Regions from separate parts of the Mus musculus genome. Here regions 1 and 2 are each linked to region 3. Evidence: chromatin loops called from intact Hi-C (ENCODE). Cell type or tissue: heart. All regions are shown on one strand.

What was found. A loop is a pair of places that touch in the nucleus more often than their neighbours do. Peaks named below come from ENCODE experiments on the same cell type or tissue, not always from the same donor. Only the 100,000 strongest peaks of a DNase experiment are listed, where the experiment ranks them.
Region 1: a loop joins it to region 3, with 7 times the contacts of the local background. A loop is called at or near these places in 18 of 42 quality-filtered maps.
Region 2: it touches region 3 in a loop (2.2-fold over the local background); 2 of 42 quality-filtered maps call a loop at or near these places.

The regions. Positions count from the first base shown.
Region 1 is chr17:8,796,033-8,804,032 of GRCm38, forward strand. It overlaps Pde10a (phosphodiesterase 10A), which reads left to right and starts at 5,713. Exons shown (of 22, transcript NM_011866.2): 1 at 5,713-6,113. The coding sequence starts at 6,047. In heart, a CTCF peak has its summit at 4,799; DNase peaks (open chromatin) are centred at 4,649, 5,279, 6,249 and 7,497; H3K4me3 peaks cover 3,734 bases; H3K27ac peaks cover 2,338 bases; H3K27me3 peaks cover 6,349 bases.
Region 2 is chr17:8,852,836-8,860,835 of GRCm38, forward strand. The region is part of intron 1 of Pde10a (phosphodiesterase 10A); the gene reads left to right. Among named protein-coding and RNA genes, the nearest start is that of Gm34321, 36 kb to the left of the region's middle. In heart, no CTCF peak of the experiment used is centred here; a DNase peak (open chromatin) is centred at 3,706; H3K4me3 peaks cover 701 bases; H3K27me3 peaks cover 785 bases.
Region 3 is chr17:8,933,631-8,941,630 of GRCm38, forward strand. Pde10a (phosphodiesterase 10A) reads left to right here. Exons shown (of 22, transcript NM_011866.2): 6 at 7,511-7,651. Among named protein-coding and RNA genes, the nearest start is that of 1700010I14Rik, 51 kb to the right of the region's middle. In heart, a CTCF peak has its summit at 3,198 (motif pointing left); a DNase peak (open chromatin) is centred at 2,191; H3K27me3 peaks cover 4,349 bases.

The DNA.
Region 1 (8,000 bases), 140 kb before region 3:
TTTGACAATTAAAAGTGATAATATGAGCCAAAAGGTTGGCTCAGCCACTAAAGGTATATGTCACCATAGTGACCTGGTTCCATTCCTGAGACCCAGGAAGTTGTTTCCTGACCTCTATACACATTTGCATGGCATACAGATCCTACCCTCAGTGCACCCATGCACCTGTGATGTGCAATAAATAAATAAATAAATAAATAAATAAATAAATAAATAAATAAATAAATAAATAAATAATAAATAAGCAAATGTTGCTTTTAAAATCAAATAAAAGTAAGAATATTGGCAAGAAGATTCCCAAGCAGCAAATAAAGAGAACACATATCACATGACATCTTGCAGGAAGCCCTCAGTCATGAATTCAGAGGCATCCTGGACACACTCTCTCTCTAGTACCTGAATACTCATTGGCACCCAGGGTTCAGGGTGGACCATACAGGATGTGCAGTGAATCCTTGACGTCTCCCATGCGGGCTTCCTACTGTGCTGTGGGAAACTGGCCTTCAGATCTCTGGGAGGTTTATTTTACCATTTATTACTGAAATTTTGAGACACAATGTTCTCTTTGCTTTTCAATGAAATCATTGTATCTTATTTGCAAAAGTTTGGTGACACTGTTGGTAATTTAAACAGAGCTCCTGGCTGTGTTCCAAGTTCTATGTGGCCTTGAGCACTAAGAAACAGTTCATATCCTATAAATGCATGGGGTTCTACAGGGATCTGGTACTGCTTAAAGGCAAAGCTTTGAAATGTGGCTCTTTGTGGTTGTACATCAGGGTCATATTGGAGTGTTGTTAACAGTTAACATGGTTATCCCAAGAACCAAATAGTCATTACTATACAACTTCAGTAGTACTTACTAACACCAATACTCTTGGGACTCAATACTCACAGCAATTTTGCAAAGCTTTTTGTCATGGGGGGGGGGGAATTATGGTTTTGACTAATAAAGGTTTCTGCTTAGACCTTATTTCTGTCAAGAAAACACACACACACACATTATATATCTCCCTTTCCTCAGAAGGCATGAATTCTTGAGATTTTTGTCAAGTATTCATATTGTAACAAATCAAAACAAAAATAACTAAGCAGTATTCTGGTGTTCACTAAGGAAAGGATAATGCAAGCTATACTGGCTATTTGTTTTATCACATAAAATAACAAAATTAAAACTTCTCTAATATAGAATGTTTAAGTGTATAAAGTAATTTGGTTGGTGAGGTGGGTATTTATACAGTAAGTGAAAATCAGCTCCTCCCCCTCCCCCTCCCCTCCCCCTCCCCTCCCCCTCCCTTCCCCCTCCCCTCCCCCTCCCCTCCCCCTTCTTTTTAAGATTTCCACAACCTAGAATTGATTTCAATAGTATTTTTCTTACTAGAATTATAATATCCCATTTTTTTCCCTCTTAGGCTTGTCTATGACAGCACTATAAAAATACAACTCTCACCCTAGGCAAAGTTTTTTAACATCACCAATAATAGACATTTGTGATCTTTTAGCAGGTGAAACGTAAAGGAGTATCTGTCTGTCTGTCTGTCTTTTTTATAAATGTTATGGAATAGCAATTCCCCCAGTGTCAGACTGTTTAAAATGGAATTGTCATTATGAATCACACAGGCAGTAACTTTCTTGAGATATGCTAGCAAGAAACAAATTCCAGGAGTCTAGAAAGTAAGCTGTGGTGGACTGAGGGTGAGAGACATTGAAGGAAACTTCCTGGTAACTCAGAGTTACATGCAGCCCTGAAAGGAGGTGCGTGGGCTTAGGAGGTCCTGGGGAAGTGTGGGGAAGATAAACCCCACACTGACCACACGAGGTGGTGGGTGGGTTATCTTTTTGGAACACAGAAGGTCTGTGGAAATAACCTTACTGATAACCAGCAGTTCAATCCTCTGAGTTTGAGTTGGCAACAATAGCTACCAGCTTAGGAAAGCCTGGCTCCATGTTGTAAGTTCTAAAGGTTAAAATCAAGGCAAAGAGAAAGGGGCTTTAAGAAAATATATAAACCTTGTGTGTTTAAAAAGGTCAGTTTAACATTGAATTAACCTTGGTTTTCATGTGTTAGTAAAGTTAGGATATTAGCACTTTAAAAGAGAAAAACAGGTCTCCCACCCCACCCCACCCCTTTCTGGAAAATATATAAAACTACAGGAATTCATTTAAAAAAAAAAACACAGACCTGTAGGTCTACCAAAAAGTTTATCAAATGTTAATCATGTTGATTATTAGCCAAATAAAAGTTATATGCTTTCAAAGAAAATCATTATTTCCACGTTTCTTGGGCTCTCTCTTGAACCATAATATTTAAGAGCATATGATACAAGTTAGGTAATAAGCAGGCAGTTACTACCCGCTGTATGGGTGAATTTTTAGGCATAAAACACTAAAAGCCAATCTGAAATTTACATGGGTGCAGCACTCCGTGGGAGCCAGGGGGAGGGCTCAGTGTTTAGCCTTTGTCTATATGTGGGTGCTCCACAAGGGTGCCAGTGCAGTCCGCATAACTCCGTGTCTGCTGGTGCTAACCTCTAACTGCTGTCTTTTAGTTTATTCTTTTAGTTTTCAACTCCAGCAAGTTGTGTTGACTGTTCACCTGAGGTGAGGAGAATCATTTTAACCAAGATCGTTGAGACAGCTCCTATACCCGATTACCTTTGGCAGGACCCCTATCAGGCAGCCACAGTTGCCCTCCGCTTGAGCTACAATCGGATGCCATCCCAACAGTAACTACCTGGTCAAGTTTAAGAATGCTACCACTCCTGCAGGCTCAGGAATGTGTTTATTCACAAGGAGTTTGAAGTGACAAGGTCCAGCAACCCAGTCTTCTCTGCTTCCTGGTGTGATCAGCAGAGAAATGCAAAGAGGCAAGGGAAACAAGCCATCCAAGACTGGAATCTTTAGATGTGTGTTCCAAATATAAGTAGCCAAGTGCCTAGAAGACTTAAATGAACAGCGGAGGATGCCAGTGTTAAGGGAGGTAGGGGGACAATCAAAATGTAATTGCTTTTTTGTTCCTCTTCCTAGTGTTCCCTTTCCTTCGTTACACTTTGTGACTTTGTTATTTGTCCAGGATACAGATTTGTTTCCAGCAAGCAATGGGAGAAAAATGATGTAAAATAGGAAGAAGGTCGACTCTGGAAAAGGGTTAACGAGAAAGAGAGAGAGAGAGAGATTTTGCAGTTCGATCTAACAAAGACTAACAGAGCAAATGTGTAAAGCTTTCCCGGCTCCTGCGGCTTCAAGGCAGCTTATATCCATCTAGAAGTAAGTTTTCGAGCGCCTGGAAATCGTTTCAATGCCTCAAAAACCTACAACTGATAAGCCTTAAGTGGCAAGGAGAAACTTTTGTAAAGAATGAACGATTAACTCTTGAAGGAGAAATCCCTTTGCCTAAACACGTTCCCGTCTCGCGAACAGGGAACTTGCTCTCAGCCAAGTGAGCAAGGGCAGTCTGCGGGGCTGTAGAAGATGCAAGTCCTAGGCTGCAGATGGAGCCTGGTGGTGCTACTCCTGTCTATATTTTCTTCTTCACTAGGGCCAGGGGTTGGGGGATGGAAAGGCACTCTTGGCCCCCAAGGTAAGAATCATTGATCTGGTTCTTTGTTCTGCAAGCGCAGGGATCTCATGGTGAGGTGGACTGGCTGGCTCCTGCTATTATGCTACACTCTGAGACTGTCCTTCTCAGAATTGCCAAAATGTCGGGAACTTTAAAGAGGACGCCTGAAGTATCAGGTCCTCAGAATGCCACCTGGTCAATCCGGTGCAACCGTGACTGTTCCTTTTCCACTCTTAGGGGTTTGGAATCAGGAGACAGGAGTCCGGGAAAAGAGTGTATTGCAGAAGAATGTGGAATTCACTGCAAATCAAAACATGAAAATCATCCGAATAAAAAAGAAAACTGCGACGAGGAGAAACTGTTCCTGCCATCCCTGCAGGTCTCATACTCAGAGTCCCAGCCCTGGATCAGCCAAGCCGCTGCACGGCAGCATAAGCTTAGGTGCTGAGCTGTTGGTCTTTAGGACGCTGACTGTTCTACCAAGAGGCAATCAGGACACTCAAAACGGGTGTGCAGAGGTGGTTGAGGGGAGTCGGCAAGGGCAGGATCGCCAACACCTGCACCTGCGCTCCTTGGCTAGTCAGCTTCCCCCAACTCTCAAAGTTCCTGTTCTCAGCGCCCATTGCGCCAGACTTTTTCTACAGCAGCGGTCTCCAGGCTGTTGAAGGAATAGGGGGCCCAAGTAAGCCACTGGTGACAGATGGTCTCTGGGTTTTAAAGCAATGAACTCTTTACATTTTGTGTGCGAACCCTAGTTTGCTCCTTCTATCTTCCAGACCCACCAGGACAAAGTGGGCTGACATACCTAAAGTTCGCTTTAAAGTGGGTATTGGCAAGGCAGTCCCGGAAAGAACCGCCTTTTGAGACATTCTAATGGGAACTCTGCCTTGATTTTAAACTTGCTAAATGTCCAAATTTGAATCCCCCCCTCCAGGAGCTCTGACCAAAAGCCTTCTCTGTTGATACTGCGGGGCTGGAGAGAGGATTCCCTGGTTCAGGTCACCCGCCCACAGGCGGATGTGGTTTGCACACAGCTGGAACAGAGGCTAGGCTGTGGGTTTAGCATCTGGAACGCCAGATCCAGATGTGCCACCTCCAGGGAGACTAGCGGGCCAGGGGCACACACCACACGCAGAGTGCCAGGGTGCTGGGACCTGAGTTCCAGTGGACGCGCAACGTGGGCGCGGGCGGTGGCGGTTCGGGGAGCGCCTGCTCCGCCAGTGGGCGTCTTCTGCCGCCGCCACCACCGCCGCCTCCACGGGCAGCAGCACTGCGGCGCTTTTCTCCGCTGCTCTGGAGCAGCCGCCGCGGCTCAGGCGCCGGCCGGAGCTTGCACACACCACGCCACGCCCGCAGGCAGCGTCCCGGCAGCCTCGCCAGGCCGGGAAGGACGCGGATCGTGCGTACCAGCCCGCACCCCGGCGCAGCGATCGGGACTCGTCCCCCCGCCCGCGGTCCTATTGAATCCCAAAGGGAACACGATGTGAACCCCCGGGCCGGAGAGGCACCCTAGACCCGAGAGGCGGACCGGACCAGAGCCTGGGCAGCGTCGCGGGGAGGGCCGGTGCTGCGGGGGCGGAGCCCGCAGAGTCCGGGCCGCCGCGCCCTCCCGCCTGCCCCCCTTGCAAGCTGGGGAGGAGGGCCATGGCTAGCCCGGAGGAGCGGCTCGCTCCCCACCCCCAGGCCCCACTGCGGGAGTCTGGGGACGAGCCCGGCCGTGTCCAAGTCCCTCTGGAACCCCGGTGCGGCGCGGCCAGCGGGCGGAGTACAGTGGGCCTGAGCCTGGCCCGGGAGCTGCTTGGCTGCAGCCGGGAGGAGCTAGCGGCGCCCCCGCCCCTGTCCCGGTCCCTGTCTCCCGCAGGCCACGCCAGCCCCACTGGGGGCCCCAGCGCCCTCTCCGCTCTCCGTGCCGGAGGCTGTGGTTGGGTGGCGGCCCGTGCTCCCTGGGCGCTTGCCTTCTCCTCCCCTGTCCCCTCCTCCTCCTTTTCATCTTCCTGGTACTTCTGGCCGCCGCCCCCCCTCCCCCCTCCCCCTCTTGTCCCCTCCTCATCTGCCTTCCACCTCCCCGCGCGTCTCCCGAGAAGGGAGGGCGCAGCGGCGGCTGGAGGAGGAGGAGGCGGCGGCGGCGATGCTGGCGGCGGCGGCGGAGGAGGAGGACAAGAGGCAGCTCCCTTGAGCGTCCCCCCAGGCAGTAGTCACCGCAGCAGCGGTGGCAGCAGCGGTGGCAGCGGCGGGCGGCGGCGGCTCTTCCTCTCGCCTGCGATTCAAGGCTTGCTGCTCCCTGCCCGCGCCGGGCCCCGGCCATCTCCGCCGCCGCGGCTTCCCCTACACCCGGGTGCACGCCGCGCGGACTCCTCGGATTTTCCGGGCGCCGGCGGGGGCTGCCCTGGCCTCGGCCCCGGCTCTGCCGCCGGTGGCCGAACTCTTTGGCGGCCCCGAGGCGCCGCCTTCCCCCTTGCCACCGTTTGGCCGCTGCCCTTCGGCTCCGACATGGAAGATGGACCCTCTAACAATGCGAGTTGCTTCCGAAGGCTGACCGAGTGTTTCCTCAGCCCCAGTAAGTGGCCCGGCCCCACGTTCCCCGTGGCCGGGGTGGTTTTCTGGCTTGGTGGGGACAAATCGGGGGTTCAGATCGTGGGGTGGGGAGGGAGCTGCTACGGTAGTGGGTAGTCTGCAAGGTGTGTGTGTGTACCAGACCAATATTGGCCAGTGGGTCTCAGGAAGCTGGTGGCACCTCAGGGACGTTCGGGACCGCCCATCAGCGTAGGGACACCCGGCTTTCCCCAGCCCGGCGTGCGCACAGAGGAAGCGTGACCCGGAGGGTGTTGGAGCCGGACGTTTAGAAACTAACCTGCTTCCTAGAGCTGTCCCTGGCCACATTGACCCGACTCATGATTTAGACCATCAAGTTTGTCACCGATTACTCTACATTTCTCTCTAGCCTGTGATCACTTGACTGGAGTATATATGCTTCCTTCCACTGGGGGGGTCCTGGGGATCTAAACCGCTGGATTCCTGACGCAGCCATGGGGATAGGCAAGGCTCAGGAAGCCCAGGATTCCAAATGTGAAGGAGGGCTGTGCCCGAGCCTGCAGTGACTGTGTTCTGGCGCGCGGACCAGTGGTATGGAGCTGGGTGCACCCACCCTCATGAAAAGGACGCAGCACTTTCCCCCCGCCCCCCAGCCCACCTCACGCAGATTCTGGGGAGCTGGTGCAAGGGTGGGTGAAGAAAGCCAAGGAACAATGGGGCGTTAGCATAGAAGAAAAAGGCACCTCTGGTTCCTTCGGACCCGCGGGACAACTGTAGCATGACCTTTCTGACCTGCCCCTCCCGGGTGCAGGTCTGCAAGCCTTCTGGGGCAGGGGCAACAGAGGGCGTGTCATAGGGGGAGGGGGACAAGATTGAGCAAAGAAGTCAAAAGCAGCTTCACTGGAAGGAAGGAAGGAAGGAGGCAGGCAGGCAGGCAGACGATGTTTAGGAAAGAAGCTCCAGACGCGCAGAGGAGGGAGTCGCTGCTGTTGTGGATGGAGGGTGAGCAGGGTGAGGACCAGAACACCGGGGCGGGAAAGGGACCAGGCGGGACCTGGTGGGAGAGTCTGTGCTCTGAGAGGGCACATCCGTGGGAAATTGTGAGACTCGGGCATCTGCTCCACCCTGAGCGTGGATTTGGTGCCACAGTCCACCGCGTGCGCACCGAGCCTTTGTCTGCTTTCTCGCTGGTAAGCCGCGCTTTTTGCCTAGCTTTCTCCAGGCAGAAGCTGCCAGGTTGTAAATGAGCTTTCTTGCTACTGCTCCTAAGTACCACTCACTCCTTAACGGGAGTGGACCTCCGCGCAGGGACATGGGGTGTCAGGGTTGAGACCCTCCTCAGGACTGCTCTAGGTGTGTACCCAGGAGCCCCTTAGAGTCTAGCCACCAGGTGGGTGACCATGTTCCCTTCTGGCTGGGTTGACTCCCGCAATCCTGCTTCCCTGGCCCTGGGCCAGTCCACAGTAGCCACATGACCCAGTGGCCACTCACACACCTGCAGGCAGTATTCAGCAAATCTCTGCTTAGACTTGCTTGTTGACTCAATTGCCTTGAAGGGTGTGGACTCCATGCTCCCAGCTGTCCTCCGAGCCCGAGGCTTCCCCCAGGTGTGTACTTCCCCCATCCCTGTATATGTGATTTATGGGTGCTGCACATGGAGCATCTTCGTACGAGCTTGTACTCTTTCCCTTAGATTGTGGTCGGCAGAGACCATACTTTCCAAAAGGGACTCCATGGATTGACCCTGGTTTGGAGGTAATGGGAGAAGGTGGGGCCCATAGACTCTTGGGTTGTTGGAATAACCCTAAGGCCTATGACTGGGCTTGCTCCGGGGTCTTCTGCCTCCTAGACAGTTCATTTTTTCCCCTTTACTACATAAGTATGTTTTCTCTTTTGGCAATTGATGCACACG
Region 2 (8,000 bases), 81 kb before region 3:
AAGTACAGCCATTGTTGAATTTGATTTACACTCATGTATGTAATTTAAGAATTGAGGTAACTTTGTGACTAACTCAGCATTTAAGAATGGATTTATGCTTTGTAGAACTCTGTATTAGAAGGAACTAGCTGTTAAGAAAAATGTCATCATGGGATATGCTTTCCTAATTCATGGCCTGTTATAGCACCTGTGTGTGTGTGTGTGCATGTATGTATGTGTGCATGTATGTGTGTGTGTGCATGTATGTGTGTGCGTGCGCATGTATGTGTGTGTGCGTGCACGTATGTGTGTGTGCATGTATGTGTGTGCATGTATGTGTGTGTGCATGTATGTGTGTGCATGTATGTGTGTGTGTGCATGTATGTGTGTGTGTGTGCATGTATGTGTGTGTGTGTGCGTGCATGAGCATACATGTGCAGTATGTTATGTTTTTGTTTGAGCAGAAGATTATTTTTTGGTGCTGATTTTCTGATAAGCGTGTTTTTTAGGAATGGGAACAAAGCAGTGAGCATATATATGCATGTATATAATATATGTACATTATATATATATATATACATATATATGTATATACACACACACACACATATATATAGTCTCACTTCCTTGATATTTGTTAGGGAAAGAGGGAAATATAGAAATAATCAGTAAGATATACAGATGATATACTAGACTCATGGTAAGGATATAGAATATAGTTATAATTTTAATTATTTCAAAAGGCTCAAATAGAATGGTGAAGTCTGAGCTGAGATTCAGTTCAGGTGAGGCAGGCAGGAGGTTGAGGAGGCAGGTCCTATGGAGGGAGAAGCAGAGAGCACAAACTTGTACCAGTGAGCATGGCTGTAATATTCAGAGGCTCCAGGAAAAGTCATACTGGCGAGAGGTGACTCTAGGGACTCTGTTTTCACTCTGTCAAGACAGGGAGTCATGCGAGGGTCTTGAGAAGTGGCTTCATCACTTACTAAGATTGTACCATCCACTGAACAGGAGTAGAAGGGTAAGAACAGGAAGTAGACAAGTTGGAGGCTGGCGACCGGCAAGGACAGGTGGTGACTTGGATTCTAGCAGAAGCCATGGGCCACTGAGATTGGGGAGGGGGGGTGTAGATACATTTAAAGGCATAGTAAACCAGACTTCCTGATGGGCATGCCTTTAGAAAAACATGCCTATGGAGGCTCATACAACCCCAAGACGAGGCTTTGGAGGGAAATCAGGTGTAGAACTTGGGACAGTACTGTGATATAAACACATGTGAGCTCTTTCAAACCCACGTGTGGAACAACAATCTCCCAAGTCCCTGGCACAAAAATGTGGGCTCTTTGGGAGGTGAAGGTCATGAAGATGCCTCTCTCAGGAGTGGAACTGATACCCTGGAAAGAGGCCCCAGAGAGGCTGCCATCCTCTTCTACCAGGCAAGGATGCAGGAATAGCATTCTGCCAGGAACAGGTGTGATGGTACTTGGATTGAGCTTGGATTTCTAAGCTTCCAGAACTGTCAACAGCCATTTCATTTGACTATCGAACTACCCAGCTATGAAGGCTTTCGTCCTAGCAGACTAATCTGATTAAGACAGACATGTTAATTAGAGTCATTGAGCAGGCCTTCGGGTATCCTATGATATAGGTCTGGGTGTTAAAAGTTGATTACAATGAGCCCTGGCTTCCATCTGATGTCATAGCAGAGCATGAGGAAACATTTCCTGTGATTGATTTTGTTCATCGAAATGACTACAAGAATAATACAATGGTAACAGGCTTTTAGATTTATTCTACAGGCGTATCTCTGTTAAGGATGTGGAAAGCCATCTATATAATTGATCTTTAGCCATCTGTCTGTTCATCTTGATCATCAGCTTGATGGAATTTAGAATAGAAGGAAATCTCTGGTCATACTGAGGAGGTATCTAACTTATGTTAAGTGAGGTGGGAAAAACACACCCTAACTGTGGGTAGTACCTTTCTACAGACTGGGGTTCAAAACTGAAGAGAAAGGAGAAAGCAAGCTGAGCAAAAGCGTCCCTTGATCGATTCTTCCTGGCTCTGGATGCAATGGGATCCTCTGCCAGGTCTTCCCTTTGTGGTACACAGTGTCACTATCAGGGAAAGAAGCCCTTCGCTTCTTAAGTCACTTTTGTCTGGTATTTTGATGCTACAATGAGAACAGTCACTAATAGAGAACGTGGGTGCCAGCAAGTAGAGGTGAACATGTTCTTTGGAACTGACTTTTGAGAGGGAGGTGAAAGACTTTGGAGCTATGGGACAGAGATGCTTTTGTAGACTGAGCAGAACTTGGTGGGCCATTCTAGTAGAGTTTGGAAGGATCAGGAGGCTGAGGGAAATGTAGACTCTAGTAAGTGCTGAGCTATGTATGAGCCTTCAAAGGAAAGCAAAGACGCTATTGGGATCTGGGATTGAGGCCATTCAGATTATACTCTGGCTCCATTGCAGTCACGAGAATTTGTATTAGGATGAGTTTAAAGGTAGCAGAGTAAGGGCTGTGGCAGAGCAGATTCAAGGCAGAAGCTTGGCTACCACTCACTACTCACTCACGCCAGGGCTATAGCATGAGATAGCAAATTGTAGAACCAAGGGGCAAGACACAGTGCTCAGCCTTTAAGGAGGTAATCAGAGTTTAAGGGGCAGCCCAGTGGTGGCTGGGGTCACCGGGTTATGCTGGCTTTAGAACCGGGTGCTAGCTTTGCTCATCTCCTGAGGCCAGTCTTTGAGGCAGCCGTTCAGCATCTCTGAATAGCGAATAACAAGCAACAACTCCAGGGTCCTGATCATCTTCCCACGGCAGGCTCACCTCCGCCACCCCGTCAGTGCTCATCTCTTTCAAGTCATGCGGGAGAATGTGGCTCAGCTCTGAAGATTGCCGCGCTATCACATAATGTCATTTCTATTTTGGGTGATGCTAAATTTGCTCTAGGTTGAGACGGTGTTTGCCATATGCCTCCATGGTAAAGGTAAAGGTATTCTTCTTTTCTTTTCTTTTCTTTTCTTTTCTTTTCTTTTCTTTTCTTTTCTTTTCTTTTCTTTTCTTTTCTTTTCTTTTCTGTGAGGAGGAATCCATGGACTGATATTCGGAGACCCTGAGAATACTGTATTTCACAACACGTGACACTCTGTGGGTTTACCATTCACTCTTTGCCTGAGTTGTATCCATGGCTCCTGCTTAAGTTTGTAGCAGCCTCCCAAGTTTGTGCTCCTTCTCATGTTAGAGGCTTCACTTTGAGATCGCTAGCCTTCCGAGGGCATTTTCAATTATGTCACAGGCAATGGTTTTGTGTGTGGCAAAACCGTCTTGTCTCTTTGTACTTCCAGATGGATATTTTATCTCTTCAGAATGAAGATAAATTAGACATTAAATTGAGATGGTGTGTGTTTGGGGGGGGGGGGCGTCAGTTTTGTAGATTTTAGTTTCTTTTTATAAACAGCATAAAACCCATTAAAGACAAGGCTGGGGCAGGGGTGGGGGTGGGGCAGATAACATTCTGAATGTGAATCAGGCTATGGTATATCACCAGCTACTTAAAGCTGTTTATTTTAGATGTCCTGTGATGAGTTGTTTGAGCTGTTCATTTTGTGAGTCCCAAGGGTGAGGTGAACTTGACACCGCCTTTTGGCCAACACTGCAGGGCAGGGCAGGGCCGGATGAGTAACGCTAGCGGCAGTTCAAGTCTCTGGCGACCGTTCTGTACAGCTGTGTTGCTTGTTATTGGGAAACCTGGGCTTTAGATGTCAGAGAACAGCTGGGTCAGAGGTTTACAGCAGGGCTGGTTGCACAGAGAAAAGCCAGCCACAGACAATTTCTGCACCGTCACCCACCGCCACGCCCACCGCCACGCCCACCGCCACGCCCACTTTGTTTCCAGTACAAAACTGCAGCCTCCACATTTGAGGTTCTTCCTTGAAGGGGAAACAAAGACACTTTGAAAACTCTGTGGAGGGAAAGGTTGGGCATCTGTTCGGCTGGATTTGGGGCTGCAGAAAAAAAGCCCTCTGTGCTGGTCACCAGGGCTTAGGTACAGGAAGGCTAGGTGTGAGTGTCTGCCACCCGACTAGTGTTGTACGAAGAATTAGATATGGTCCTGTGACTTCAAGTGCTCCAGGCCACCCTCTACTCCTCCTCTCCCACTTCAGAATGCCCTTGTGCTTATTCACCTTTGTGGCCCAGAGGAGTAAGGTGGAGAAACATATCTGGGAAAGCAACTCAGTCTCATTTTCTGGTTTATTTTGATTTGAATATTTTGAGGGGAAATAGTTATAAAAAGCCCGTGTCACCCTCACAGCTGCAATGGCCTCAGATGTACGTATTAAGATAGAGGAAAAGGAAGTTGTGTTCTTGCAATGGGCACACATGTTCACGCAGAGGATGCCGAGGGAAAAGCCAAAGGCTGCGTCCCTCCTGTTTGCTTTGACTGTGTACCATGGTTCAGTTTGATTCATTGAGCATCTCTCCCTGTGGCTACCCTGAGGTCGGAAAGCAGATGCTTGGGGTTGAATTTCTTTCCCCTTCAGCTTTCTCCTCCATATAATGGAGGCAGTAATTTTTATAGGATATTTGGGGGGGGGGGACAAATAAATGAGCGGATTCTGTTAGCCAGTAGAATGTCCCTGTACATAAGTACCCCTTGCCTCTGCATTCTTTATCTGAACCCCTTCTAGACTCTGTGAACACCTTAAATACATTCCCCAGTAATTAAAGATCGCACTTTAAGCTCCATTGTATAGAACTGAAAACCCAAATTCTTCAAGCATAGTCAAAATAATCTATTGTTCTTTATAGTCTGTAGTTTGGAGTGAAAACCAAAACAAGATAGAATAGGCCTATACATTTCCAAGCATGTGCTACTCAGTGGGCTCTTTAAACGTACACTTGGAGCCCGTGCTTTAACCATACCGGTGTTTTTCTTTTGGTGCTCATGATCAGCCTTGTTTCACAGGCTCCCTCCCTTCCCTTTGTTTTCTAGTTAACATACAGTTCATACCACATTGCAGAGGTTCTGAAGTTGAGACATCCAGAAAATGTCCCTTCCTCCCCTTCCTTACCACCACCTTCCCCCTCATCTTTCCATTTTTCTGTCTATGGTGCTGGGTACTTAGCCCCAGGTTTTGCACAGGCTAGACAGATTCCCCACCATGGAGCAATCCATATGACCTCAGTTTCCTTACTTTTGCCATCCACCTTTGAATTAATAAAAACCTTCTCAAAAGTATAGCCACACAGTTAAAAATTAAAAATATTTTTATATGCATGAGTGTTTTGTCTGCAAGCAGTCCAGTATACCACATGTTTGCCTACTGCCCATGGGGGATGGAAGAGGGCACAGGGAACTGGAGTTGTGGGCAGTTGTGAGCCTCCATGTGAGTGCTGGGACTAGAACTTGGGTCCTCTGGAAGAGCTAGCAGTGCTCTTAACCAGTGAGCTACTTCTCCAGCCCCAACCAGCACCCTTTTAACCTAAAATGGTAGAACCATAAAGGAGTGAGTGGGCAAAGGAATATCTAATATTGTCCTAGCATGTGCTGTTGTCCTAGCACGTGCTGGCTGTGCATGTGAGGTCCCACACAAGCACAGCGAGCATCCAAGGCCGGACTGATGAGAAATTCATTGTCATTTCACATTGTCTGGGAAGCAGAGTGAGCTTCTGTATAGACATATTCAGGTGGTACAGCTGTGCATTCATATTTGAAGAAGTCTGTATTGTTTGGGCTTCAACAGTTTGGAGAGAAGTGCCCAAGTGCGCTGGCATGCGTGGTCAGATTGGCAACCTGTTTGAGTCTGTTAGTGTTGCAGTCACGGGAAGGAACGCGATCCCCAGAGGATTGGCTGGACAGTAGGACTTTCTTTTTTTTTTTTTTTTTTCCAAGTACTTGAAGAGCTGCATTTTCATGAATGTCTGCTTGAAGCCTTTGCTGAGTAATCCCTTTGCTTTTGGACCACGCTGGAGCCTCCACAGATGATCTCCTTGAGCAGTCGAAGAGACTGTGGCGTAGGCGGGACATTCATGGAAATGTTCTGTTAGCAAGCGGCAGGCAGAGCGAGCGCTCCCAGCTTCTAGCTCTGCTCCCACACCATGTCTCCTCTATGACACATGAGGCTCTCAGACTGGTGCATTTCATGAGCTAATCAAGTAATGTTTTCCTTGTGACAGGGAAACGGCGTTTACCTTCTGCCGAAGTATATTAAATATAACCACTTAATTTCTAGAAGGTGGCTTGATAACCCCACGTGTACCTGGAGAGGTGTCCTCTTAGAGAAGTGGACACCTCTTTAAGTAGAATGTCCTTAGATTTATGCAGAACTCATTGCTGTGAGCTGTACAGCTCTCATGCTGCAGGAGACTGCTTTTCTGCTCGCTGCAGCCTGGCCCACTGCGGACTCAGAACAATGCCAGTTCATCTGGAGAAGGGCTTTTCAGAGAGCATCATACGCGCTCAGGTAAACGTCAGAGCCTGGGAGGCAGCTGTTACGCTTTGAGCATCAGATGCTGCCGTCTGCACTCGGTACTTTCTCTTCCGTGCTGTGCCAGGCTCTCAGGAGGTATCATGTTGGGAAAAAGTGTTCATTGAAGTCTATTTGTTTGTACTGTTGAGCTGTTGAATTGCTGAGTTGCCGAAGTGAATATTGGGGGATATTTAAGAGCCTGTGTGATTTTTATATCTTACATGGAACAGTGGCTGAGAACATGAGCATATGGCCTCAATTTCCTGAAGACAAAAATTGAGAAAAGCTATGGTTTTAGTCGAAAAGTTGGAGACTTGATTTCTATTCATGAAAGATCACACACACACACACACACACACACAGCCTTTTCCTACACTAACAGATGACAAAACGTAGCCATGTATGATTAACTACAGCTTGCTGTACTCATGTTTGGAATGTGGCTGTAGACAATGGAGCCAGAACTGACTTCATTTCCGGAGAAATAGTTTCTCTAATAGAAAGTACTAGAGAGGACATTTCCCTCTGTCAGATATAAGAAAAGATGTTTAAAAGCTAAAGACCCGGAGTTAAGCACATGTCCACTTTAAGAACAGTATTCCACTTACACTTATGTATAGAGGATACACTTCTAGTGGATAAGAAAGTTATAAAGGTCTGTGCTCGCTCCCATCGCAATACAAACCATGCCTGCCTCTGCTGAGCTTCCAAGATCAGAGGAAACAGATCAAATTCGAGGCATAATAAAACCTAATCCTGCATATTCTAAGTCATAAATTAAAAGCCCACGGTGGTTAAAAATACGTTAGTCAGCAGTTTAGAGGTGTGTGTGTGTGACAACAAGAATCCAAGTTACAGATTTTGTGATAAATCTTGTCTTCCATCAATAAATCTTGGCTGTAGCTCCCGGAGCTCAGTGCAGTCTGATGGGCATCAGGGACATCTCTGAACTCATACTGTTTCAGCAACGCATTCCCTTTGCAGAGACCTTTATGAGCTGTTTAACCTCACACAACCTCTGTAGTCTGAAGCTTGTATTTCAAAAGGCCAAAAATTAATTGCCCTTTCCTGGGCGATGTGAGCATGACCTCATGTAGTTTTCTATCAGTGCCTTGTACCTTAGTTCCCCCATGCCAGTCAGGCGAGTAGGAAACTGGCTGGTTCACAGAGGACATTTAGAGAGACACCGTGAATGCTCAGGACACCTGTTGATAGATTCACAGTCGGCTTCCTGAGGTCATCTGACATCACCCTAACATGTTGTGGTTCTGTGCAGAGGAGGGGCCATTAAATATGGCACTCTGCAGACTCAGTGACACAAGACAGACCTAACTTTGTTCAGTCTAACACTCCACTGGGCATTTCAGCAGTGTGTTAATGCTGTTTGTGGAACTAATAAGGCACGGAGCAGTTTGTATATACTAAGTCCCTCCTATTTCAGTGGCAGTCTATGTAACTAATTCCACCTGCCCCTTTGCCATGGGCATGTCCTTTCTCTCTCAGACACTAGCCTGGAGTCACTCAGGTAGCCCTAGGAATCCTGCAGC
Region 3 (8,000 bases):
GCAGCCTTATTAGCACCCAAGAAAAAGGCAGCTGTGAGGGTTTTTGTTTTTTTTTTTACCTCTCAGAAGTTCTTATTAACTTTTAGGTTTCTGGGGTGGGGAGACTCTTTCTGTTATTCTCAGCCCAGTGATGCATCACAAAAAAAGAATAATAATAAGAGCTAGAGAGATGGCGTCCTTTGATAAGATCCATTCCTGTCCTCCTAGAAGACCCTGGTTCAATTCCCAGCACCCACACTGGGTGGCTCACACACACCTGTAACTCCAGCCCCAGGGGATCTGATGCCTTCCTGATCTACAGGCACACATGCACATGTATGTGCACGCACGCACACACACACACACACACACACACACACACACACGAACACACACACATTCATGTAGATACAACTATGCTAAGTGAAAAAAAAAACCCACGAAACTATACAATACATGTCTCGAGCTTCTACAAATGATTAAAACTTTCCTAAGAGTGTAATTCCTCTGTCGGGTCCCTCTTAGAACTGAGGCTGATGTTTCTGAAAGGCAGAGGGCCACACTGCAGTGGAAATTGCTTTCTGTGAGGACATGATGCTGTGACGATCTCCTGGGCTCACACATCCTATTCATGAGAGGTGGAGCCACTGCACTTGACGAGAGCGTTTTGTTGGGTTTTGATCAAAAGTGACACCTTTGTTTAAGACTTTCATACACTCATATAATTTCATGCACGCATATGACCTCATACATGCAAATAATTTCATGTATGTGTATAATGCATTCCCTGTCTTACCCTCCATTTCTTCCTTCCGCCTTCTCCATACCATCCCTTCCCAACTTTGTGTACTTTTTACCTACTGGCTCTGCTTACTGTGTGCATATGACAATCTCCTGGAGCTGGGTAGACCATCCATCTCCCAACAGCCATCAGCTGCTGTGGCTCCTCGACAGGTGGACGGGATCTCATGAGCCCCTCCCCGAGGCACACTTGGATTTTTGCTGATGATCTCTTGCTGCAGATCTTGTGCACACAGTCATAGTTACAATTTCTTTGTGTGTGCATCAACCAGCAAACAATGTTGGGCTGTCAATGTCCTTTCCCTGCAGCTTTGACAGTCTTTCTGCCTCCCCATCCCCTGCTTCCCCAGTGGTCCCTAAGTCTCCTCCGAGGTAAGGTATATGATATAGCTGTCTCATTTAGAGCAGAGAGTCTATTATTCTCAGCATATCAGCAAGTTATGGGCCTCTGTTTCAATTGTTCCCCACTATAAAAAGAAACTTGTTTGGTGAGGGTTGATAGATATACCAATCTTGAGGTTTAAAGATAAGCACTATGTCTTATTTAGCAGAATGGTAGCATTAGGTTTCCCCTAGGGCCTAAGACCTGACCACTTTTAGGGTTTCTTTTTTGTTGTTGTTGATGTTGTTTTGTTTTGTTTTTGGCAGAGTAACAATAGCAGGTATAAGCTGAGCAGTGGTGGCCCACACCTTTAATCCCAGCACTTGGGAGGCACAGGCAGGCGGATTTCTGACTTCGAGGCCAGCCTGGTCTACAGAGTGAGTTCCAGGATAGCCAGGGCTACACAGAGAAACCCTGTCTCAAAAAACCAAAAAACAAAACAAAACAAAACAAAACAAAACAAAACAAAAACAGGCATGAGTTCTTCTTGTGGAATGTGTGTCAGATACAATCAGAAAGTGGTTGGCTAACTCCCATTTATGTGCCATCTCACCAGTGAGCATGCTTTACCAGGGCTATTGTCAGTGTAGTTCCCAGGATTTAGGCTTAGGTAAGACTTGATTATTTTCCTCTCCTGGTAGAATGCATAGCATTCTCTATTACTATGAAAGCTAGCCAGTGGGGATGAGAGTGCTACACTAAGAGGGACTTGTATTGTGTAACCACACTAAGCCACTGGGGCAGCAGAGTCAACTGTTACAGTGAGAAACAATCTCAAAACACCTGCTGGATCTGGTAAGGCAAGAGACCAAACAGAAGCAGTGTTCTCAGGGAAGAGAGCAGAGGGCAGGCGTCAGAGTTGGGAAGCCCGTGTCACTCCAGGAAAAAGCGGTGTGCTAGGGAAAGGACTTTTATTTGGAAGGAGTGAGTAGTCTACAGCGAGAGTGAAGCTGCTATTCTACACAGTGTACTTTGTAAGAGGGAGCCGTCTGCCCCTCTCCCCACAGTGGCACTTTCAGTTGACAACAGAGGCAGCTTAATGAGGCGAGTGACATAACACAGCCTTCTGTACAAAGAGCAGCCCAGATCCTCCCACCCAAGGGCAGTTCTCTGGCAAGAAGATAGTTTTTTGCCTCTAGTTACTTGATGATGATGATGACGATGACGATGACGACGACGACAATGAGATGACGATGATGATGCTCCCTCCTCCTCCTCCTCCTCTCCTCCTCCTCTCCTCTTCCTCCTCCTCCTCTCCTCCTCCTCCTTCTCCTCCTCCTCCTCCTCCTTCTCCTCCTCCTCCTCTCCTCCTCCTCCTCCTTCTCCTCCTCCTCCTCCTCCTTCTCCTGCTCCTGCTCCTGCTCCTCCTCCTTCTCCTGCTCCTGCTCCTCCTCCTCCTCCTCCTCTCCTCCTCCTCCTCCTCCTCCTCCTCTCCTCCTCCTCCTCCTCCTCCTCCTCCTCCTCCTCCTCCTGCTCCTGCCCCTCCTCCTCTCCTCCTCCTCCTCCTCCTCCTCCTTCTCCTCCTCCTCCTCCTGCTCCTCCTCCTCTCCTCCTCCTCCTCCTCCTCCTCCTCCTCCTCTCCTCCTCCTCCTCCTCTCCTCCTCCTCCTCCTCTCCTCCTCCTTCTCCTCCATCTCCTCCTCTTCCTCTTCCTCTTTCTCCTCCTCCTCTTTCTCCTCCTCCTCCTCTGCCCCTGCCTCCACCACCTCCTTCTCCTGGTTATTATTATCAATTAAATTGTACTCTAAACCAGTGGAGAATACAGTTAAAAGAATGATATTACCTGGGTACAAATTGGGGGGAAATGGAAAGGCTGGGAAACTCAGTGTTTCTGTTTGTAAATAAAGCTGCAACCTGAAAGTGTTGATATATATATATAGCACTGGCAGTTTACTATTGTTGTGATGTTTTTTACTGAACTGTAGAAAAAATTCTAAGCAGTATTGAAAAGTGCCTCGCTTTGCCTTCCCTGTTACAAATTTCTGAAACTTGGCCTCCGCATGAATTTGCTTCCTAGCACTGCCATCTAGTGGCACAAAAGAATAACACAAAACCTGGGTATTTTAATCCTTTGGTGTTCCCACACCTCAACATACACCCATTTAAAAACTGTTTTAAAATTGAGTCACCCGAGAGCAAAAACAACAACAACAAAACAACGTTAAAAGCAAGTGTCATGAATGACATGATCTTTGGAATGTGTGTCTGAGAAAATGTCTGTGGTGTGCGTTTGCCACTGAAACAGAGTGTTGATATCAGAGGTCAGGTTTCTCTTTCTCATTTAAATGATATTATATTTTATAAATTGTGTTAGTTTATACTTATTAAATTAATTATATCAATCTACTATATTATATTTCTACTATTTTTCTCCAAATACACACACATACATATATGCCATATAGTGTATACTATATGCTATTTACTATATGTGTATATATATGTATGTATGTATATATATATATATATATATATATGTGTGTGTGTGTGTGTGTGTGTGTGTGTGTGTGTTTATATATGTAGTTTTCATGGTTTTATTTCGTCCTTGAATTCAGCTTATTATTACCGATCTGGTCTAGTTTAAATTATCTATATGTATGTCTATGTATGCTTTTATCACACAAATGTGGCCCAGTTGGGGATATCTCTTTAACTGGGGGGCTAGCTCTTCTGCTCATCCATGGTGGTCCCTGGCATTGTCCCCATTCAGGTGGCAGTCAGTCAAATCGCCCTGGAGGGGAAGAAGGGTGAGGTCTAGGGTATTGGGCCTTTCCTTGTGTTTAGATTTCTAACTTCTGAAGCATTCTTATGCTAATAAATGTTGTTTAGATTTATATAAATTTAGAGTAGGAATTAATCTTAGAGAAGCCCATTCTCAATGTTATAGGAAATTAGAAATAAATATATGTAAGTATATACAATACTGTCTGGTGCTATTCATTGATGAAAATCTGAGGACAGCATTTTACTATCTTAATAGTGCAAGTAACCCAGTCACAACCTTAGCTCAAAAGTTAAATCAATCTTGGAAACAAAACTTCCATTTCCTCTGCTAATTTCTTCAGTACTTAGTCCCTCCTATTGTTTATTAATACGGTAAAGCATACTCATCAAGGCAAAGTGCTTGGAATGTTTCACAAACGGAATTACTATTTCTAAACACCAAGAACTAAGAGGAGATTTCCTTTGCTCTGTCACGATTAAAAATGCAGGTTTACCTACCGGCCTTTCCCCTGGTCCATTTCTATGGGTATACAATTCAGTGAAGATTCTCCAGTGGTGGCCGAGCGTCGGGTGCAGTCCTGATCATGGAAGTCCTTTGTCGACTTATTCTATTTGTAGTAACAGGTTCCTATACTTCCACTCAACTTTAAAAGGTCGTAAAGATTGTACTGTCCCCAAACAGGTCATTCCATGTCTGATTAACATGTAATCAGAAAAAAATGGGGCTTTTGAACAGGTGACACGTGCTGGGTTGAAAGGAGCCAGCGAGGCGGCTCAGCAGGTAAGGACTTTTGCTGCCAAGCCAGTTAACCTGAATTCCATGTCCAAATCCCAAGTAAAGGTGGAAGGAGATTTCTTTCCCATGCCTTGTCCAGTGCCCTCCACATTCAACCGTGGTATATTCCTCAACAGTCACATGCAGGATAAATAAATAAATAAATTCAAGAAAAGTTAAGAAAATAAAAAGGCAGGGGGCCACTCACTCAAAGGAAAGAAGTCAGCACAAAAACAGCCTTGGGCCCTTGACTTTCTCATACACATCACAGCGTTTCCGAGATTTTAATGGCGGTTCTTATCAGGGACATTTCTGTCTCACGAGCACGTGAAATCACAAACTTGTTAGTAAATCCAGTATACTCTCCATTATAAAGAATTACTCTTTCATAATCATCCCCAGGGAGTTTCCAAAATGTACCAAATACTTGACCATTTCTGTAGTTTTCTCAGCAAGCATCCTCTATGGATGCTCTATGGAATGCTCTATGGATCCTCTATGGATGCTCTATGGAATGCTCTATGGATCCTCTATGGATGCTCTATGGAATGGCTTTCCGTGAACCCTGCTTGCTGGAGTCTTTTGCATCTTTCTTAGTCACCCTCTGCAGGTGACTGCCTGGTAGCACAGGAATGTGCAAGATCTGTGAGTTCCGGACTTTGACAACTGAGTATGTTGCTAAGTCTCAAAATCTGTCCATTGTATACCTTCAGAGTGAGCAACTTACAACCTAAAACAAAGTAGAAAATGCAAAGCTTCATTTGGGAGCTTGCTAGCCTAGAACGTTCTTTCTGTTATCGCTCACAGCACAGTCTTCATCTAATCACTTAGTTAAACCCAAGTCTCTCCCTTAGTGTCCTGTCTTTGATGGGGGAAAGGACAGGTGCCCGGAACTCAGTCTCATGACTGAGTCCCCACAGTGTGAAAAGTTACTGTCTGCTCTGTTTTTCTTTTAACCTGCTGAATACATTGCAGTCTTTTTATTTTTCTTACAACCAGCTCTTCCTCCTCTTCTCCCATCCTTCCTTCCTCCTCTGTCTAAAGAGAGTGTGATAACTGACTCGAGGACAACTTCTAGAGCTGATGGTAGCCTTCCTCTTTCAAGACCAATTCACCAATAAGTCTCAGTGGATAGTAAAATTATACTAAGTTTAAGCACAGTAGCACCTCAGGAGTGAGCTACCTCCCTGGGAATTCTTGGCTTGGGAAGAACCAGAGGCCCCCAAACAAGGAAGCCCTTTGCTACTGTGGCTGGCTTCCCACCAGCCCTAAGTGTTAGGACACCTAAGATACAGGTTAAATCAAGTTGGAACTGTTCTGGAGGCTTGCTCCAGGGTGGCTGGGACCTGACCCACCTGCTGGGTCTTAGGCATCAGTGAGGAGCTGCTGCTGCTGCTGCTGCTGTGACTATGGCTGTGGCTGTGGCTGTGGCTGCGGCTGCGGCTGCGGCTGCGGCTGTTTTGCTAGACGGATGTAAGGTACCCAGAAAGCAGCCTCCTGCAAATGATGCTTAGGCTCACAGTTCAGAGATTTCATCCTTTGTCAGAGAAGCTGCTTCTGCAGGGAGCAGGGACTCAGAGCTGGTTAAAGGGCTGACCGGGCCAGAACTGAGAAGATGCAGGACTACATGCAGCTAACACTGCTAATAGTTTTTAAGGTGGTACCCGATTCTAGCCTCTTAAAAAAAAAAAAAAAAAGATCAGCCATCATTCATCACCTAACCTGTTTTTGTCTCTAAGTGTGCTCTTGTATGTAAGACACCAGGCTTCACCCTTTTAACAGATCTATTTGAATTTTTCTTCTACTTGCACTGTATTCAAGTCCTGAATGGAGCTTCCCTCCCTCCGTCCTTCCCTCTGTCCCTCCCTCCGTCCTTCCCTTCCCACTCCCTTCCTGTTGTCTTAACTTAGAAGTTCCAGCCTATAGGATTCCTTGTCCTGTGAGTAGAAAGTGAATCCTCTGATGGTGGATGGTTGGAAAGCTCATAGAGGCAGATAAGCCAATACCGTTCAGCTACCTCAGTGGGCGCAGAGCTAACATTGAAGTAGTTGGTTGCATGGGTCAGCTGATATGGCTGCTTTATCTTTAATGTGAAAGTAGGATGGGTTCTGTTGAATACGTCCAGATTTGTGGATAATCATGATATAACTTTGCTAATTAGAGAGTAATTTAAATATTTTTATTAAGTGAAAGAAGTTTGAAGTATGGGTAGATTTTATCAAAATGATTGCTCCTAAAACTTTTGAGAATGGATAAAGCAACAACAACAACAACAACGAAATAAAACAAAGCAAAACCAAAACCTTGCTTAGCCCAGAGTCACTTTATGAAATCATGAAGACTAGAGATGACTTTGCAGTGAAGACAGAGCATTCTTAATTTGTAGCACCCCCAAATGTGAAGTTCCAGCTCAAGCATCATCATTGACAAGGGTCTTCGAGCAGTATTCTGAGAACCCTGGAAAGGGGGTGACATGGCCCCAGGCTTGGCATTGGTTGGTTGGTGTGGCAGAGTCTAGATTCCGGTAGCATGAGTCTAGATGCCATCCTTTCTCCATGGCGAGTCTCACTCAGAGAAGGCTAACTTGACAGAGAGTGTGTGTGTGTGCTCGTGCCTGTATGACTGTGAATTCTGATCCCAAACCTGCCTCCTGTGTGAAGCCGGAATATGAGACTTTTCATGTTAGGCTCCAGGCTGCCCCCTGTGAAGACCCTTGCACCACCCCATGTCTTGTCTTGTGATTGGCTCCCAGACCTCACAGGATCTAGTTAGGTAATGCCCTAGAGTCTTACTGATATTAGGCAAGACAGAGGAGGCCATCTAAAAAAGGTTGTTTCTTCTTCTTCCTAGAGCCTGTGTGTGTTCATACCACCCGGGATGAAGGAAGGCCAACCCCGGCTCATCCCTGCAGGGCCCATCACCCAGGGTACCACCATCTCTGCCTACGTGGCCAAGTCTAGGAAGACGTTGTTGGTAGAGGATATCCTTGGGGTAAGGCACTTTGACCCTGGCGGTCTGAGGACTTAATTAAGAGAGATGATATACATCATTTTGGTCTTGCCATTCAAGTTGTCTCCTGATTAATTATAAAAGCATTAAATGAAGATACAGATCAATAAATGAATTGGCTTAGAGTTTAACCTTCTTATTCAGAAAAATTACACCCATGGTGCTCCCTGGGAAATGGAGCCCTTATTTCAACACCTGGTTAAACAGAAAAAAGAAGTTTCTATCCACGTAAATTAGATGGTGTGGCACCTCTTGGTAACTCACATTGGCACTGATGCAGGACTGACCGTCTCATCTGAAGGGTTCCCTGCAGTGCCCAGTTCTCAGGCAT